Regions from separate parts of the Homo sapiens genome. Here region 2 is linked to region 1. Evidence: chromatin loops called from intact Hi-C (ENCODE). Cell type or tissue: body of pancreas. All regions are shown on one strand. Links, peaks and the distances in the headings refer to the core of each region. The heading gives the core; the rest is flanking DNA.

Evidence for each region. A loop is a pair of places that touch in the nucleus more often than their neighbours do. Peaks named below come from ENCODE experiments on the same cell type or tissue, not always from the same donor. Only the 100,000 strongest peaks of a DNase experiment are listed, where the experiment ranks them.
Region 2: it touches region 1 in a loop (2.3-fold over the local background); 58 of 110 quality-filtered maps call a loop at or near these places.

What each region holds. Positions count from the first base shown.
Region 1 is chr7:98,836,319-98,846,405 of GRCh38, forward strand. No RefSeq gene overlaps it. Among named protein-coding and RNA genes, the nearest start is that of TMEM130, 29 kb to the right of the region's middle. RefSeq lists an enhancer at 5,517-5,566. In body of pancreas, for the core only: a CTCF peak has its summit at 5,622 (motif pointing left); DNase peaks (open chromatin) are centred at 5,193 and 5,603; H3K27ac peaks cover 1,037 bases.
Region 2 is chr7:98,740,041-98,750,127 of GRCh38, forward strand. No RefSeq gene overlaps it. Among named protein-coding and RNA genes, the nearest start is that of TMEM130, 120 kb to the right of the region's middle. In body of pancreas, for the core only: a CTCF peak has its summit at 5,869 (motif pointing left); a DNase peak (open chromatin) is centred at 5,851.

The sequences.
Region 1 (10,087 bases), core at 1,415-9,414:
AGATTCTGGAACCTGGTGTGAAGGCATGCCTGAGCCATGCTGCCAACTTCATTTTTTTTTTGAGACGGAGTCTTGCTCTGTCTCCCAGGCTGAAGTGCAGTGGCATGCTCTCGGCTCACTGCAGCCTCCACCTCCCAGGTTCAAGCGATTCTCCTGCCTCAGCCTCCCGAGTAGCTGGGATTACAGGTGCACTTCACCATGTGCGGCTAATTTTTGTATTTTTAGTAGAGACAGAGTTTCACCATGTTGACCAGGCTGGTCTCGAACTCCTGGCCTCAAGTGATCTGCCCGCCTCTGCCTCCCAAAGTGCTGGGATTACAGGCGTGAGCCACCGTGCCCGGCCTCAACTGGATTTTTATTAAGAACTGGGTGGGGACATTTCTCTAGTTTTTATGTGCAAGTAGCCCCAGCTCTCTGGGCTCCGATTTCCCAACTGTAGATTGGGGTTGACAGTGGTCGTGTAGTTAATATTTTCTAAGTCCTCCCTATGCAGCACATGGCACAGGGTTCCCTAGGTGGGTGCTATTATTTCCCTCAATTGAGATAAGGAAAATGAGACTCAGAAAAGCCAGCTTATTTTCTGCTTATTTCTATCATGCAGCTTGCAAGGATTTGAGCCAGACAGGGTCTTGAACCCTCTGAGTTGGGCCCTAAACTCCTCCTGTTCCTCTGGAGTCTGGGCGCCCCCTGATGGTCACAGCAACTCCTGCGGCTCAGCTCCCATCTTCCTGGTCCAACCTCCACCTGGTCACTCTGGGATAGGTGGGCCTCGGGCAGGTCAGCTGTCAGAAAGTCTAAGAAGCACCTGCTGAGATGCCCAGGAGGGTGGTGATCCATCCAGCAGCCCAGGACCTCAAATCCCAGCTCTGCGGCCCCCAGCTCTGTGACCTCGGTGAGGTGCTCAGGTAGGAGGAATCACTGAGAGATTAATTTCTGTTTTGTTCTTGGTGCATTTTCCCCTTCCTGGTTCCAAGAACAGATCAGGTCTCCAGGTCTTTGCATGAGACCGTCTTTTGTTTCCTGGCTTTTATTGTGAATGCTGAACTAGTGGGGGATGACGCTGGGCTGTGTGGGGAGAGGGTGGCTGGGGGAGTCTAACCCTGTCTGTGTGTTGTAATAGACTTGGGGCTAAAATCGTGTGGTTTTGCTCCTTCGCACATGAAAGCATTTTCCCCACCAATTGTGGGGCCCTGTTTAGAGCCTCCGGTAGGGCCCACACATCCCAGGGAACAGGAGGGAAGGCTTCCTGCTGAGTCTCCTGAAATTTGAGCCCAGTCACTAACAACCATCTCTCAAGAGTGTCAAATAAAAATAAATCCAGGCTTAGTAAGGAGAGACTTTCTTCAAAAGGGCTATTGCAAAGGAGGAAAAGGTGCCGCGTGTGGAGGCTCATGCCTGTAATCCCAGTAATTTGGGAGGCCAAAACAGGAGGACCCCTTGAGCCCAAGAGTTCAAGACCAGCCTGGGCAACATAGGGCGACCCCCATCTCTACAAAAAAAAAAAAAGTTTAATTAGCCAGGTGCGATGGCACACACCTGTAGTCCTAGCTACTTGGAAGGCTGAAGCAGGCGGATCCCCTGAGCCTAAGAAGTTGAGGCTATAGTGGGCTATGATTGTGCCACTGTACTCCAGCCTGGTGACAGAGCAAGACCCCATCTCAAAAAAAAAAAAAAAAAAAGGAGGAAAGCATTTATTGCAAGAGAGACAACACTCTGATCTTAAAGTCTGCAAGCTGCTCAATAGTAAATTTTTTTTTTTTTTTGATACGGAGTCTCGCTCTGTCGCCCAGGCTGGAGTGCAGTGGTGCAATCTCGGCTCACTGCAAGCTCCACCTCCCGGGTTCACACCGTTCTCCTGCCTCAGCCTCCCTAGTAGCTGGGACTACAGGCACCCACCACCATGCCCGGCTAATTTTTTGTATTTTTAGTAGAGACGGGGTTTCACCGTGTTAGCCAGGATGGTCTCGATCTCCTGACCTTGTGATCCACACACCTCGGCCTCCCAGAGTGCTGGGATTACAGGCGTGAGCCACCGCGCCCAGCAAAAAAAATTGTTTTAATAGAAAGGAATAAACAAAGGCAGAATCGGGGGACCAGATGCCACTGTCGTTCATGCCTGTGAGCCCAGCATTTTGGGAGGCCAAGGGGGGAGGATGACTTGAGGCCAGGAGTTTGAGACCAGCCTGGGCAACATAGTGAGACCCCATCTCGACAGAAAATTTTAAAACTAGCTGGGCGTGGTGGTGCACGCCTGTGGTCCCAGCTACTTGGGAGGCTGAGGTGGGAGGATCACTTGAGCCCAGAAGTTGGGGGCTGCAGTGAGCTATGATCATGCCACTGCACTCCAGCCTGGGCAACAAAGCTAGATCTTGTCTCAAAAACAAAAACAAAACAAACAAACAAGCAAAGTGTGAAAGATGTAGCAAATGAGCTGGAGGGTAGCAGCTGGGATGATAATCCTTAAGTGTTTGGACCTGGGGCTCAATGTTATGGGGAATCCCTGAGGGTTTGGAGTGGGAGAGTGAGCTGACCCAGCGGCAGTTTGGAAAATAACGCTCCAGTGTGTGGCCCAGAGACACAAGCTGTGGTCTCTGCTTGAGAGAAGCACTTCCTGCTACACACCCCCAGTCTCCCCCAGGACCAAGCCTGCAGCAGCCCAGTGTCGGGTCAAATGCCCTTTGGGGACCTAGGAGTTGAGGACCTGGTTTCAGCAGGACAACCTTGTCTTAAAGGGAAGCCTGGCCATTGGGACCTTGCTCCCTGAGGCTTCCTCTCAGAAGAGCTTATAGCAACCCCGCCCCCCCACCCCGCCCCCAACACCCAGTGCTTGTTCCTAGGAGCACAAAGGTGCTTTGGAGGCAGCTGGAAGAAAATTAAAAGGCAGCAAAACCCAAACCCCACCAGAGAGGGTGTCTGCGCTGGGGACTGTTTGCTGATCACAGTCTCCAAAATGTTAACTCAACACACACTCTCTCGTGACTTTAAAATGCACCCAGCATTGAGCCAGGCACAGTGGCTCACACCTGTGATCCCAGCACTTTGGGAGGCTGTGGTTGAGGGTATCGTTTGGTTTCAGGAGTTTGAGGCCAGCCTGGGCAGCGCAGTGAGACTCTGTCTCTCCAAAAAAAATACATAAATGGGCCAGGCGCGGTGGCTCACGCCTGTAATCCCAGCACTTTGGGAGGCCGAGGCAGATGGATTACGAGGTCAGGAGATCGAGACCATCCTGGCTAACACGGTGAAACCCCATCTCTACTAAAAATATAAAAAATTAGCCAGGCGTGGTGGTGGGCACCTGTAGTCCCAGCTACTCAGGAGGCTGAGGCTGGAGAATGGCGTGAACCCGGGGGGCGGAGCTTGCAGTGAGCCGAGATCGCGCCACTGGACTCCAGCCTGGGCAACAGAGCGAGACTCCGTCTCAAAAAAAAAAAACAGAAATACAAAAACGAGCCTGGTGTGGTGGCTCACGCCTGTAATCCCAGCATTTTGGGAGGCTGCGGTGGAGAGATTGCTTGGTTTCAGGAGTTTGAGACCAGCCTGGGCAACACAGAGAGACCCCATCTCTATGAAAATACAAAAATTAGCCGGCATGGTCATGCATGCCTATAGTCCCAGCTACTGAGGAGGCTGAGGTGGGAGGATCCCTTGAGCCCATGGGGTTGAGGCTGCAGTGAGCCATGTTGGTGCTACTGCACTCCAGTCTGGTCAACAGAGTGAGACTCTGTCTCAGGAAAAGGAAGAAAGGAAGGAAAGTACCTATCATTCAGATGCCCCCACACACGTACACACACTCATGCACACACACATGATGCATACATGTACAGTGTGCAGTTTACAGAGAAGAGCAGACACAGGGGGATAGTAGAAGCGGGAGAAACAGGTGGACTGATCACGCCGTCCACAGTGGTGGCAGCCCCGGAATGAGCAGCTGTCCAGAGCCGAGGTGGCGACAGTGGCACCAAGTGGTTAATGCACCCGGGATCCCCAAAGGCCTCCCTGCTCTCCCCAGGATCTCATGCAGGGGTCCAGCTGGTGGCCTCTGCTCCCTCCCTCCTTCATCTCCCCACCACAACCCTGCTCCGGGGCCCTGAAGCAGCTGATCCCCATCATCTGATGGAAGGGAGTGGCAGCCGGGACTTGCACGCCTCTGAGCCACTGTCCCCAATGCCCAGCAGAAAACAGGTCAGAAAGATGCCTGCAGAGGGAGGAGTTCACTTAGGAGCTTCCCCTCCCCAGTGAGAAGCTCAGCTCGGGAGACTATAGGGCAAGGGTTGCTGTGGGTCACATGTAGAGCCGGTGAGAAGCTGGAAAATACAGCACAGTCTGGAGAGGGGGTCAGGGAGGAGGTGGGCAGCTCCCTCAGTCTCTCTTCACACCTCTTCCTATAGAATCTTCCATTCCCAGCTGGAAAATACAGCACAGTCTGGAAAGGGGGTCAGGGAGGAGGTGGGCCGCTCCCTCAGTCTCTCTTCACACTTCTTCCTATAGAATCAACAGCCCTAGGAGGTATGAAGTGGTGTCTCATTGTGGTTTGGATTTGCATTTCCTTAATGACCAATGACATCGTGCATCTTTCCATGGGCTTATTGGCCATTTGTATATTTTCTTTGGCTAGATGTCTATTCAAGTCCTTTGCCCATTTTTTTTTAAAGTGGGTTATCTTTTAATTGCTGAGTTGTGTGATTCATGATGGTCAACAAGCTGGGAAAAAATGGGCAGGTATCTAGGCTCTGCTGGGTCCCGAGGGCAGCGAGCTGTGGATGCCTCCACAATGTTTCCTGAATGAATGCCTAGAAAAACACACCAACGCACCCTTTCCCTCTTTTTCTCTCTCTCTCTCTTTTTTTTTAAAGACACAGGGTCTTGCTCTGCCACCTAGGCTGGAGTGCGGTGGTGTGATCCTAGGTCACTGCAGCCTCCAACTCCTGGGCTCAAGCAATCCTCCTACCTCAGCCTCCCTAGTAGTTGCGACTACAGGCACCCACCATCATGCCCAGCTAATTTTTTTAATTTTATTTTTTGTAGAGATGGGGTCTCGCTGTGCTGCCCAGGCTGTGTCTCACATTCCTGGCCTCAAACGATCCTCCCACTTTGGCCTCTCAAAGTGCTGAGATTACAGCGAGTTCCCTCTTTATCCACATGGTACAACATGAAAAAACAAAAGCTTGGACAGATTCAGTGGCTGGCCCAAGGTCACAGAGCCAGGCTGGAACACAGATCTCCATTTCCTCAACCCACAGTCAAACTATCTTGTGGCTGTAGCTGTTGACTCATGCTGACCTGTAGATTTCTCGGAAAAGCTATTGGGCAAGAAAAAGAAGAGGCAAAACAAAAGTGACCTCCTCTTCTGAAAAGATTTCTCAAGGGCCAGAGTCCCAGGAATGTCTTCTGTCCTGGAAGGGGCTGAAGGTTCTAGAAGTTGGTTGCCAGCTTGGCTGTTTCACCAATGTGAATGTGAGTATATGTGTGTGCGTACAGTGTGCCTGTGTGTTCATGCAGGTGTGTCGGCAGGTGCTGCAATGCCAGGACCCTGCCCATCCATGCCCCTCTGCCCGCCATGCCCCCCGGTGCACCTGGCAGAGGCTGGGAGCCTGCAGAAAGCATAGCCGGTCAGACACTGCCACCTGCTGGACATACTGGGCACAGCATGCAGATGGCTTGGGGCCCTGGCACTTCATCTCCTAGATCTTCTAAGGCCCCCAGAAAGTAGTGTCCTCCATCACCCCTCATTGCCTATGTGGGCCTCTCTAGAAAACACTTACAGGGTGTAATCTCAGCACTTTGGGAGGCCTGTAATCCCAGCACTTTGGGAGGCCAAGGCGGGCGGATCACCCTGAGCTCAGGAGTTCAAGACCAGCCTGGCTAACACAGTGAAACCCTGTCTCTACTAAAAATATAAAAATTAGCCGGGCATGGTGGCGGGTGCCTGTAATCCCAGCTACTTGGGAGGTTGAGGCAGGAGAATTTCTTGAACCCGGGAGGCAGAGGTTGTAGTGAGCTGAGATCGCGCCATTGCGCTCCAGCCTGGGTGACTGAGCAAGACTCCGTCTCAACAAATAAATAAATAAATATATATATATATATACACACACACACATACATACATACATATATATATATATAAAGGAAAACACCTACTGATGAAATTTTATATAAAGGAAAACACCTACTGATGAAATTTTTGGCACTATGAACCCCTTTAAGTCAAGTCAAGCCCTCTTCTCAGAATAATGTTTTCAAAAGCATAATATAAAATAGTGCTGGACACACTGGCTCACACCTATAATCCCAGCACTTCAGGAGGCTGAGGCAAGAGGATCACCTGAGGCCAGGAGTTCGAGACAAACCTGGGCAACACAGCAAGACCCCATCTTTACAAAAAAAATTTTTTTTAATTAGCCAGGTGTGGTGACTTATACCTGTGATCCTAGCACTTTGGGAGGCCAAGGCAGGAGGATCACTTGAGGCCAGGAGTTCAAGACCAGTCTGGGCAACACAGCAAGACCCCTATCTCTACAAAAACTTTCTTAAAAAATTAGCCACCTATAATCTCAGCACTTTGAGAGGCCAAGGCAGGAGGATTGCTTGAGGCCAAGAGTTTGAGACCAGCCTGGGCAACATAGCAAGACCCCGTCTCAACAGAAAATTTAAAAGTCAGCTGGGTGTGGCAATGGACACCTGTGGTACCAGCTACTTGGGAGGCTGAGGTGGGAGGATCGCTTGAGCCCAGGAGTTCGAGGCTGCAGTGAGCTGTGATCACACTACTGCACTCCAGCCTGGGGGACAGAGCAAGACCCTGTCTCTAAACAAATACATAAATAAAGATGTAATTTTTCCCATCCAAGTACCTCAATGCTCTCCATGGATCCCTTGGGGATTAGGGTAGCTCAGTTTAAGAGACTCTGACCCATTCCCTGCCTGATGACCCTGGAGCCTCCTCGGCCCGTTGGCCCACTACCACATGGGACCCAGCTTAGCTTGCTCCCTCAGCCCCTGCCACACTGTCTACAGCCCACCTGCTCTCCCAGCCTCCAGCCTCTGACCTTTCCTCCTCAACACAGAACAAGGCACCACTCTCAGAAGCCAGGCCAGTGGCTTTCTGCTCCAAGGATGGATAATTGCCCGATCTGATGTCCAAGAGGCCGCCATGCCAGAAGGGGCCCACACCGCAGTCCCTCTCTCCAGGATTCAGGGAGGGAGGCCCCTGCCTCCTGACACCTGGACATCACCACGTCTCACACCAGGGCTTCCGGGCCATTTGTCCTGACCTATGGGGTCTTCTGGACAGTCTGGACAGACATTGAGTTTGTTCCTTAGAGTCTTGTGTTCCCTCCCCTAATTCCAGTCATTGTGAGGTTACAACACAAGTGTGAGGAAGTAACCCTTTCTCCCTTCCTCACGCCATCCCTCTTTCCTTTCAACAATATTTAATGAACACCTGCTATGTGCTGGGTAGTATTCTGGGTGTTAGAAGTAGAAATAGTGAACAAAATAGGCAAAATCCTTTCTTTCTTCAAGTTTATATACCATGTAAGGCTCAGATTAAATAAATAAGTTAAGGCCAGCTGCAGTGGGTCATGCCTGTAATCCCAGCACTTTGGGAGGCCGAGGTAGGAGGATCCCTGGAGACCAAGGGTTCCAGACTAGCCTCAGCAACATAGCAAGACCCCATCTCTACGAAAAATTTTTGAAAATTAGCTGGGCATGGGGGTGGGCTCCTGCGGTCTCAGCTACTTGGGAGGCTGAGATGGGAGGATTGCTTGAGCCAGGGAGGCTGGGGCTGCAGTGAGCTATGATTACACCACTGCACTCCAGCCTGGGTGACAGAGTAAGACCCTGTCTCTATAAAAAAAAAAGTACAAATAAATTTTAAAATAAATAAATTAATAGTATGTTAGGCAAAGCGTGGTGGCTCATGCCTGTAATCCCAGCACTTTAGGAGGCCGAGGCGGGCAGATCACTTGAGACCAGCCTGGCCAACATGGCAAAACCCTGTCTCTACTAAAATTACAAAAAAATTAGCCAGGCCTGGTGGTGGGTGCCTGTAATTCCAGCCACTTGGGAGGCTGAGGCAGGAGAATCACTTGACTCTGAGAGGCAGAGGTTGCAGTGAGCCAAGATCGCACCACTGCACTCCAGCCTGGGCGACAGAGCAAGACTCCATCTCAAAAAAATAAATAAATAAATAAATAGTATGTTAGAAGGTGACATATGCCATGAGTATAAGGGCAGGTAGGAGAGGAGAGTGCCAAGTTGACCTCACAGATGAAGGTGATGTTTGAACAGCCGTGAAGGAGCAGAGAGGGAACCCCACACGTGTCCAGGAAACAGCATCCTGCCCGGCAAAGGGAACAACTCGGGAAAGACCCAGCCAGACAAGCAGCAGGGGCTGGGGGTGACAAGGTCACAGGCCAGGTTGGACAGGGATTTGGGAGGCCACCAGAAGGATTTGGGGTTTGCTCTGAGAAGGGAGACACTGAAGGGTTTGGGGCAGAGGAAGATGTGGTCTTGGAGCAGTTTTGTGGACAAACTTCTGGCTCAGTGAGGGGTGAGCAGGAGCTGCCAGGCATTATGAGAGCCCTGCCAGGGACCAGGGTGGTGGCAGCAGGGGAGGAGGGAGCAGCGGTCAGATTCTGGATCTCAGTTGAAGGATTTCTCACAGGATGGATATGAAATGTGAGAGACGGAGCTGCCGAAAATGACGTGGGGAAGTCTGTTTCCTGGGGCTGCCGAAACAAAGTACCACGAACTAGGTGGCTTAAAACAACAGCAACGGGACCAGGCGCGGTGGTTCACACCTGTAATCCCAGCACTTTGGGAGGCCGAGGCGGGTGGATCATGCGAGGTCAGGAGTTCAAGACCAGCCTTGCCAACATGGTGAAACCCCATCTCTACTAAAAATACAAAAATTAGCCGGGTGGGGTGGTGGGTGTCTGTAGTCTCAACTACTCAGGAGGCTGAGGCAGGAGAATCGCTTGAACCCGGGAGGCAGAGATTGTAGACAGCCGAGATCGTGCCACTGCACTCCAGCCTTGGAGCAAGACTCTGTCTCAACAAAACAAAACAAAAAACTCAGGGCTGGGTGCGGTGGCTCACGCCTGTAACCCCAACATTTTGGGAGGCCAAGGCAGGAGGATAACTTGAGCTCAGGAGTTTGAGACCAGCCTGGGCAAGATAGTGGAGCCTCATCTCTACAAAAAATAAGCAGAAAATTAGCCATGGATGGTGGCATGCACCTATAGTCCCAGCTACTCAGGAGGCTGAGGTGGGAGAATCACTTGAGCCCAGGAGGTCGAGGCTGCAGTGAGCTATGATCGTGCCACTGCACTCCAGCCTGGATGACAGAGAGACTCTGTCTAAAAGAAATAATAAGTAAATAAAAATAAATAAGGCCAGGTGTGGTGGCTCACACCTGTAATCCCAGCACTTTGGGAGGCCGAGGAGGGCAGATCACAAGGTCAGGAGATCAAGACCATCCTGGCCAAAGATGGTGAAACCCCATCTCTACTAAACATACAAAAATTAGCCGGGCATGGTGGCACGTGCTTGTAATCCCCGCTACTTGAGAGGCTGAGGCAGGAGAATTGCTTGAACTAGGGAGTCAGAGGTTGCAGTGAGCCGAGATCACGCCACCGCACTCCAGCCTGGCGACAGAGTGAGACTCCATCTCAAAATAAATTAATAAAAAGAAATAAAAGAAACGCAGAATCCCAGGCCCCACTCCAGACCTCCAAAATGAAAATTCTTGTTTACCAAGATCTCTAGCAATTCTCATGAACCTCAAAGTTTAAGAAGCCTGCTAGAGACTAGTGGTTCTCATACCTGATATGCACCAGAATCGCAGAGGGCTTGTGAAAACAGGTGGCTGCCCCCCTACCCAGGCACTGCTTCAGGTATCAGGTCGAGCCCAAGGGTCTGCATTTCCAACACGTCCCCAGGTGTGGTCCACGTTCCTCCTCTGGCTCTAGAATCCCCCTGAGGTCTCAGACAGGGATGCATGTCCAAGTCACCTGGGGACAGCTCTCCCCACCTCCAGGGACCTGAACTGGCTCCCTTCAGTTGTCTTCACCACAGAGGACAAGTGGGA
Region 2 (10,087 bases), core at 999-8,998, 97 kb before region 1:
TGGGGAAGGCAATTTTACCTGGAGAGGAGGAGCCCATGGCCTCACAGTGAGTCCAATGGGAGAATCATGTGATGGACACTGGTGATTCTCAACACCCAGCCACCAGCCCCGTGCCTGGTCGACAGGGGCACTCAGAAAACGTTTGCCACCTGAGGTCAGGAGTTCAAGACCAGCCTGGCCAAGATGGTGAAACCCTGTCTCTACCAAAAATACAAAAAGTAGCCGGGCGTGGTGGTGCATGCCTGTAATCTTAGCTACTCAGAAGGCTGAGGCAGGAGAATTGCTTGAACCCAGGAGACAGAGGTTGCAGTGAGCTGAGATCACACCACTGCACTCCAGCCTGGGCAACAAGAGCAAAATCTGTCTCAAAAAACAAACAAACAAACAAAAACGGGCCGGGCATGGTGGCTCAAGCCTGTAATCCCAGCATTTTGGGAGACTGAAGTGGGTAGATTACCTGAGGTCAGGAGTTCAAGACCAGCCTGACAAATATGGTGAAACCCCATCTCTACTAAATACAAAAAATTAGCAGGGTGTGGTGGCACGCGCCTGTAATCCCAGCTACTCCGGAGGCTGAGGCAGGAGAATCACTTAAGCCTGGGAGGCAGAGGTTGCAGTGAGCCGAGATTTCTCCACTGCAGTCCAGCCTGGGCAACAAGAGAGAAACTCCATCTCAAAAAAAAAAAAAAAGAAAAAAAGAAAAGAAAATGTTTGCCAAATGAACAAATAATGAATGACAGCTGTGTCCCGTGCTGTCTGTGAGCACTTTCAGAAACAGGATCACAATAAATAAATAAATAAATAAATAAATAAATAAAAATAAACACTGATGCATGGGCCCCACCCTAAAGAGTCTGTGATTGAAGTGCACAGCCTGGATTGGGAACAGCTGTCCTGGGGAGAGATGCATACATCTGGGAAGAACATTGCAGCTTCCTGACCCGCAGGAAACACCCACCACCTTGGTGTTAGAGGCAGATAGGGATGAAAAGGAGGATGTGTGCTGGTCTTGTCTTCAGTTCCAGAATCTGAGCACCACCCCAGCCATGGGCGGAACGTTTTGAGATGACAGGTGTCACCTCCAGGTTCCCATCAAGTATCTAGGGTGGGCCTGGGAGGTGGAGGTTTTGTTCAGATAAATACACCACCTGCAGAGCATCCATCCGGGCTCTCGAGATTCAGGAGCTGGGCCGAGTTTAGGCGGAAAGAGGCGGCTCTCTCCAGCTCTTCCTTCAGCTGTGACCTCTTTAACCATGAAGGACCATGAGTGCTAATCCCTGCTATTTAGGATCAAAAGGGCCTAATCAGCTGCAGGCAGTCACAACTCTCTGTTCATAGGAGAAGGGTCTCCAGGAAGCGGTTGAGGAATGAATTTTCCCTCTCGGAGCTAGTGCTGGCATTACTGGGACTTGCGGCTGCCCCGCCAAGGGGCCGTCTGTCATTTCAGATCTGCCAGAGTCACCCCACATGAAACGTGTTTGGATATTCTGAGTCCTGCTATGCAGCAAGCACTAAGCTGAGCCCACGAGACAACGTTGAGGGACCTTGGTCCAAGGTGGGTGTCCAGCTGGGAGTGAACCACGCCAATGCTACAGGAGGGATGGACACCAAGGAAGAGAAAAAGAGGGGTAAGTGGTGATAACTAAAAGTCTGACACTTTTTTTTTTGAGACGAAGTCTCGCTCTATCGCCCAGGCTGGAGTACAGTAGCACAATCTCAACTCATTGCAACCTCCGCCTCCCGGGTTCAAGTGATTCGCAAGCCTCAGCCTCTGGAGTAGCTGGGATTACAGGCGTGCGCCACCACACCTGGCTAATTTTTGTATTTTTAGTAGAGACGGGGTTTCACCATGTTGGCCAGGTTGGTCTCAAACTCCTGACCTCAAGTGACCCACCCACCTTGGCCTCCCAAAGTGCTGGGATTTACAGGCAGGAGCCTCCATGCCCTGCCGCTCAGCTCCTCTTAAAATCTATGTGTTCTGTGAAGTTTAATTCGCACCTTCCTGGGATGTCTGTGATATCTTCCCCAGGTGACCCGCAAATAATTTTACCTGGAAAAGAGGAGCCCGTGGCCTCACAGTGAGTCCCATGGGGGAATCATGTGACAGGCACTGGTGATTTTCAACACCCAGCAGCCCAGGTACCCACATGGATGGGACGGAAGCCTGGGAGTTGGCTCCTGAAAGAGGAAAGGTTTCACAGCTGGACACAGATGTCACACTGATGGGGCAGTGAATACAGCAAAGGAAACAGCCCTCAACCCACTGAGACAGAAAAGAGCAGGATTTTATGTTCAGGTTGGGGTGGCCGAGGCAGGCATGAACCTGCTTGCAGGGGCCTTGAGGCCAGGCTGAAGACATGGGATTTTATCCCAAGAGCAGTAGGGAGTCTTTGAAGGGCTTGAGTAGAGGAGTGACAAGAACAGGTTGGCATTTCAGAAGCGTGGCTGGCAGGCAGTCATCCTGCTACCACTGGGCAGTGGCTAAAGTGCAGTTTCTCAGATCCAAAGGTCAGGCTCAGATTCTGCTTTGGCAGCTCCCTGGAGGTGCACCTTGAACAAGTTCCTTCCTTCCTCCAATTCCCTAAAATGCAGATGAGTATGCCTCCTGCCACGTGTAGTGGGGTGAGCATTAAGCCTGATAATGCGTGAAATATTGTGGCACCGTGCCTACCACGTGATGAACTCCCAATAACTCCCCCTTCAGCTCCTGGTACAGTCCCTAACATACCCTGATGCTTAGAATATATGAATGAACGAATGAATGAATGAAGTTCTAGGTATATTTTATAAACATAGGACCTAGGAAGGTCAGGTCAAAACTATGGCCCAGGTGCCAAGAGACAAAGACACAGTGGCATATTAGTGTACATTAACCATTAATGACCAAAATAATGACCCCAAGCCCTCCAAGAGACTGTCTTGGCTTCATTAAAGCTCTCTCATCAGAGACACAATAAATTGATGGCCCAAGCTGATGTTCTTTTTGGGTTTTACCATATTTTATCATATTTCAATTATTTTTTTTAGACAAGGTCTCACTCTGTTAGTGCCGTGACATGCTCACAGATCACTGTGGCCTCAACCTCCTGGTCTCAAGCGATCCTCTCACCTCATCCTCCAGAGTAGCTGGGACTACAGGTGTGTACCACCACACCTGGCTAATTTTCTTTTTTTACTTTTTGTAGAGACGGGATCTCACTATGTTGCCCAGGCTAGTTTTGAACTCCTGGGCTCAAGCAATCCTCCCACCTCAGCTTCCCAAAGTGCTGAGATTACAAGCATGAGCCTATCGTGCCCAGCCTCAATGATTTTTTAATTCTTATATTAGTCATTAAGAGAAGCTTTGTGCATTAACAAATAACTCCAACATCTCAGTGACTTAATACAACAATGATTTCTTTCTCGCTCATCGTGTATATCCAGCATGTGCAGACAGGGCCAGGAGGAAAGGCTGGATATGCTTTCCTCCACACAGTCACTCAGGGATCCAGGCTTATGGAAGCCTTCTCAATCATCAAGACAAGGGAAGAAGAGAGACTGGAGAATTGAGACATCTGTTCAGTGCCTTGGCACAAAAGGGACATATGCCACTTCTTTTGTCTGTTTTTTGCTGTTTTTAATGACACTTCTTATACTATATATCATTGGCCAGATCTAGTTGCACAGACTGGCCTACTGTCAAGGATGTGGCATCCTTGTGCTAGGAAGGAGAGGAGAATGGGATACTGGTGAACACTAGTGATGTCCACTCCAGTTCTTAATCACCATTTTGGTTTATTTTTCCAGCTAGAACAACAACAACAAAAAAAAAAAGCTAGAATTTTTTTTTTTCTTGAGATAGTCTTGTTCTGTCGCCCAGGATGGACTGCAGCAGCGTGATCTCGGCTCACCGCAAGCTCCACCTCCCAGGTTCACACCATTCTCCTGCCTCAGCCTCCCAAGTAGCTGGGACTACAGGCGCCCACCACCATGCCTGGCTAATTTTTTGTATTTTTAGTAGAGACGGGGTTTCACCGTATTAGCCAGGATGGTCTTCATCTCCTGACCTCGTGATCCACCTGCCTTGGCCTCCCAGCGTGTTGGGATTACAGGCGTGAGCCACCGCGCCCTGCCCAAAAGCTAGAATATTTAATCTGCACTTCATTCAAAATATCTGCTGCAGCTATGGGTCAAAGTTGTGGTGATCAAGCCTGAACCTTTCTGCTTCCTCCTGTTCAGCAGGAGAGTGAGTTTTGCCTGAATGACCACCCTATTTCTGTAGCTTACAGCCGTGCAGGCAGAGAGCATTACAGATCTCTTGTGGACTTTGCTCTACGCTTCATGCTTGGATTTTATGTCCACATTCATATTGATGATAAAGTTGTTATTTCTTTATTTAACCAATTCTATGTCTATGCATACATGTTTGAATAGGGATTGGGAGGCTAAGTTCATCTGACAACAGCATCTTTGCTTGATATTACAGTGAAGCTTATAACATCAGTTGTGCTGATTTAACAAAATGTATAATGTATTCAGCAGTTGATGACTTCAGCCTAATTGAACACAAATTTATTATGCTATCCAGGGTTGTAATTAAAACACGGTAAAATTAGCCCATCAAATACCGTATACACATGCTCTCTCGCAAAGCCATCAATGGCCTTTGTTTCGCCTATGGTCAATTACATTTTCAAAGTGGAATCCTCCCAAGAATTAGGCAGATGAATCAGGATGAAAGGAAACCCAACCGAGGGTTTAAGGCTGCTCTGCCCTGACAAGGAAACACTCTGAAGATTGTCTTCAAACAATGAGAAAGCTAATTTTCCTACGTGGTGATTTTGGGGTATCATTAGTCTTCTATATCACTTATTTTTTTTCTCTTGGGAAGGAGTCTTGCTCTGTTGCCCAGGCTGGAGTGCAGTGGCCCAATCTTGGCTCACTGCAACCGCTGCCTCCCGGGTTCAAGTGATTGTCCTACCTCAGCCTCCTGAGTAGCTGGGAATACAGGTGCCCGCCACCGCGCCCAACTAATTTTTGTATTTTTAGTAGAGACGGGGTTTCACCATGTTGGCCAGGATGGTCTTGAACTCCTGATCTCGTGATCTGCCTGCCTCAGCCTCCCAAGGTACTGGGATGACAGGTGTGAGCCACCATGCCCTGCCTAATTTTGTATTTTTAGTGGAAGCAGGGTTTTGCCATGTTGGCCAGGCTGGTCTCGAACTCCTGATGTCAGGTGATCCGCCATCCTCGGCCTCCCAAAGTGCCGGGATGACAGGTGTGAGCCACCACGCCTGGCCTTCCATGTTATTTTAATGATCGCAGAACTGTGGAAAACTGGAGGTGGCTCAGATGTAATAAAAGGGAATTGTCCGTGTGTCCTTGTCAGGAGTCCAAGCCATGCAGGAAAGAGAAACAGGACCTCCCTCCCTCCCCGAAACCAGTTCCTTAATAATGACCCTGAAAAGGCGGATCAGCTGCAGGGAGAGTCATCCTGTGGGCTTCATGAATTCTAATCGCTGTTGGCGATACAGTGACACATTCTACCATTTAGACCATTCAGGTCTAAAACTACATTTTGGGTCTAGAAACACTCCTTTCATAAATATTTTAAAACGAAGAATTAAAGAAGTTCAGGAGAACAATGGCGGAGGTGGAGAAGCTCTGTTCTCACCGGCGGGGTTTCACAGTGCATTTTTGTCAGCCTTCTGCCATGGAAGAGTGGAGAGGCTCCTAGCTCCAGCTCAGAAAAAGGAGAGGAAAGGAATATGAGCTAATAATGAGGTGTCTGGCTTGTTCCCTCTTGTTTGGGAAAAGAACACTCACTTATTCCAAGAGGAGGCTTTCTCACCTGAGCCAGGCTCACTCTCTCACCACGGCGCCCCCTGGTGGTGTGGGCTTGTATCCAGCGGTAGCCAAACTGCAAGACCTCAGCTATGTAAGTTCAGGGGTTTCTCAAAACCACCCTCAGGTTTTTGGTTTGTTTTTTGTTTTTTGTTGTTTTGTTTTGTTTTGTGTTGTGTTGTGTTGTGTTGTTTTGTTTTGTTTTTTTGAGACAAGGTCTCACTGTGTTGCCCAGGCCAGAGTGCAGTGGTACAATCACAGCTCACTGCAGCCTCAACCTCCCAGACTCAAGCAATCCTCCTGCCTTAGCCTCTCGAGTAGCTAGGACTACAGGCGTGTGCTACCATGCCTGCCTAATTTTATTTTATTTTTTTAGAGATGAGGCCTCACTATGTTGCCCAGGCTAGTCTCTATCTCCTGGACTCAAGTGATCCTCCCACCTTGGCCTCCCAAAGTGCTGGAATTACAAATGGAAGGCACCGCGCCCAGCTAATTTTTCTGATTTTTTTGTAGAGTTGGGGTCGCTCTTTGTTGCTGAGGCTAGTCCATAACTCCTGGACTCAAGTGATCCTCCCACCTTGGCCTCCCAAAGTGCTGGAATTACAAGGGGGAGCCACCATCCCCAGCTAATGTTTTTATTTTTATTTTTTTGTAGAGTTCAGGTCTCACTTTGTTGCCCAGGCTGGTCTCAAACTCCTGGGCTCCAACGATCCTCCCACCTCAGCCTCCCAAAGTGTTGGAAGTATAGGCATGAGCCACCACACCCAGCCTCATTTATAACTCTGTAAAGACCCCGTTTCTAAACAAAGTCACATTCTGAGGTCCTGGGGTTTAGAATTTCAACATATGGATCTAGGTATGAGAGACAGTTGATCCCAGGACATAGCAGTGTGCAGGCCTGGATCATAGCCTCCCCTGCCAGGGGCTGGGGCCTTTCTACCATGGAAGTGTCTCCCCTACAAGGCCCCTGTCTCCCTTAAAGCAGTTCTAGTTTGAGCCTAGAGAGGTAGCCTCCCCACTGGACCCTGGGGCAGGGGCTTTGACCCAGGACATTGCTGCAGATGGTGCCTCTCACACTTTCTCTGCAGCCTGTCCCCTCTTAGACTCTCCCCAGCCAAAAGTCTCCTGTAATCAGGGGTCCCATCCGCTGCCAGCTGGGATGGGGGCTGTGTCTGTGATCATCTGACCTGCTGGGATGAGGGGGCAGTTACATGGGGACACATCAGCAGAGCAGGAGGACCACCAGGGTGGCCAGCCTGTGGATCTTACAATCCAACCAGAAGTCAATGCCTTGCTCTGAGCAATACGGTTCTTCTCTTTAGGCAGAGCCTTTTCTGAAGGTGACTTAGAAGGTTCCACACCCTGTAGGCACATCCCCTGGGTCTATTCCAACCTTGTTCCTTCTCATTGTGCAAAGTGGAGAGTGTGCAGGTGATTCTCATGTCTGCGGACAACAGCTTGGAAGAGCCAGGAATTGCACATCTGTTCACCATCCAAACCCGAAGAGCATTGAATTGTGTTCCTCCCACGCCCCGCATCCATTTGTCTCTTGACAAATTGTGGGCTCCTATCTAAATTAAAGAAAGGTGCACCAGACTACTCATTCTCAATCAAAGGCAAATGTGCACACCTTGTGCCTTTGAAGCTAGGCTTCCTGGCTGCATCTGCAGGGCTCCTTCAAGGTTGTGGGTCCTGAGGAGTTACTGTGAAAAAGGGAGCAAGCCACACAGCCTGTCCCCAAGTCTTGCAGGGTTAACCTGTTAACCTGAGGTTAACAGGTTAACCCTGAGGTATAGAGATGAGGCTGAAGGACAATCTCAGAGAAAGAAAAAACAAACTAGCAACTGCCTATACTAGGTCAAAGGCAGATGTGGGCCCAAGGGGACCTGCGCAGCAGCTGTTCTGCATTTGGGTTAGAGTGGGTGGGTAGAGGGTGAACAATGAGAGAACAATGCCACTCAGGGAACTTATAGTTATTACCATCATCGCTGCAATTTATTGTAGGTTTGTACCAGGTTGAGCACTCTCTCATCTCCTTCACTTTGCACAACCTCCCTGCAAGGTACGTATTATTACTGCCTTGCGGATGAGGAAACAGAGAAGTTAAGTGACTTGCCTAAGGCCAAGGTCAAATCTCAAGGTCAGTGTTGCAATTCACACTCAGTTCTGCCCAATCCCCAGCCTATGTTCCATCTAGCTGCTGTGTTCACGGTGTCCCATCTGGATGGAGTGAGACCCTGCTGCAAAAATACAGAGAGAGGGAGGAAAGGAAGGAGAGAGGGGAAAGAGGGAAAGAAGGAAGGAGAGGGAGGGAGGGAGAGAGGAAGGGAAGGAGAGAAGGAAGAGAAAGAGAGGGAAGTAGAGGCAGGGAGGGAGGGAGAGAAAGAGGGAAGAAGAGAAGAAAGGAAGGAGAGAAAGGAGAAAGAGGGAGAGGCAGGGAGGGAGAGAGGAAGGAATGGGGGAAGAGAAAGGGAAGGAGAGAAGGAAGGAAGAGAGAGAGGGAGAGAAGGAAGGAAGGGGAGAGAGAGAAAGGGAGGGAGAGAGGGAAGTGTAGAAGGAAGGAAGGAGAGAGAAAAAGAAAAAGAGAGGGCTGGGCACGTTGCCTCACACCTGTAATCCCAGCACTTTGGGAGGCTGGGGCAGGTGGATCACAAGGTGAGGAGTTCAAGACCAGCCTGGCCAAGATGGTGAAACCCCATCTCTACTAAAAATACAAAAATTAGGCAGGCATGGTGGTGGGCGCCTGTAACCCCAGCTACTCAGGAAGCTGAGGCAAATAATTGCTTGAACCTGGGAGGCAGAGGTTGCAGTGAGCCAAGATCGTGCCACTGCACTGCAGCCTGGGCAACAGAGCAGGACTCTGTCAGAAAAGAAAAGAAAAGAAAGAAAATGTTCAGACAGTCCCCACTTCACAGTGGCTCAACTTATAATTTTTCAACTTTGCAGTGGTGTGAAAGGGAAACCTATTCGGTAGAATCCATACTTTGAATTTCGATCTCGTCTGGGTCTAGTGCTATGCAGTCCAATACTCTCTCAACGCTGAGCAGCTGCAGCTCCCAGGAAGCCATGTGATCACCAGGGTAGACAACCAATACCCTACAGTGTTCTGTGTCGCCAGGTAATTTTGCCAACTGGAGGCTAAGGTAAGTGTTCTGGGCACTTTTAAGGTAGGCAAGGCTAAGTGGCGATGTCTGGTAGATTAACATGTATTAAATGCATCTTCTGTTTATGGCTTTTTCAATTTATGATGGGCTTACTGGAGCATGACCCCACCTAAGTCAAAGAGCATCTGTGTATCACAAACTCTAGGGGAACCACTAAGAAAACAAAATTAAGTATAAATGAGATGCTGTGAGAGTAAACAAAAGGAAATAATAAAATGCTTAATTAAAACCATACGGCTGGGCGCAGTGGCTCACTCCTGTAATCCCAGCACTTTAGGAGGCCAAGGTGGGAGGATCACCTGAGGTCAGGAGTTCGAGACCAGCCTGGCCAACATGATGAAACCCCGTCTCTACCACAAAAAAAATAAATAAATAAAAATACAAAAATCAGCCAGGTGTGGTGGCACATGCCTGTAATCCCAGCTACTCAGGAGGCTGAGGCAGGAGAATCACTTGAACCCAGGAGGCGGAGGTTGCAGTGAGCCGAGATCGTGCCATTGCACTCCAGCCTGGGCAACAAGAACAAAACTCCATCTCAAAAAAAAAATTTTGTTTTTAAACTACAAAAATTAGTTGGGTATGATGGCGTGTGCCTGTAGTCCCAGCTACTCGGGAGACTGAGGCAGGAGAATCACTTGAACCTGGGAGGTAGATGTTGCAGTGAGCCGAGATTACACCACTGCCCTCCAGCCTGGTTGACAGAGTAATACCCCATCAAAAAAATAAAAATAAAAATAAAAAGATAAAAACCACAGGAGGCAGAATAATAAGAAACAAAGTGCAGGCTGGGTGCGGTGGCACACATCTGTAATCCCAGCACTTTGGGACGCAGAGGCAGGAGGATCACGTGAGCCCAGAGGAGTGTGAGACCAGCCTGGGTAACAAAGTGAAACCCCATCTTTACTCAAAATACAAAAAGTAGCCTGGAATGGTGAAGGGCAACTGTAATCCCAGCTACTCAAGAGACTGAGGCACGAGAATCGCTTGAACCTGGGAGGCAGAGGTTGCAGTGAGCCGAGATCTCACCACTGCACTCCAGCCTGGGCCAAACAGCAAAACTCCGCCTCAAAAAAAAAAAAAAAAAAAAAAGAGAGAGAGAG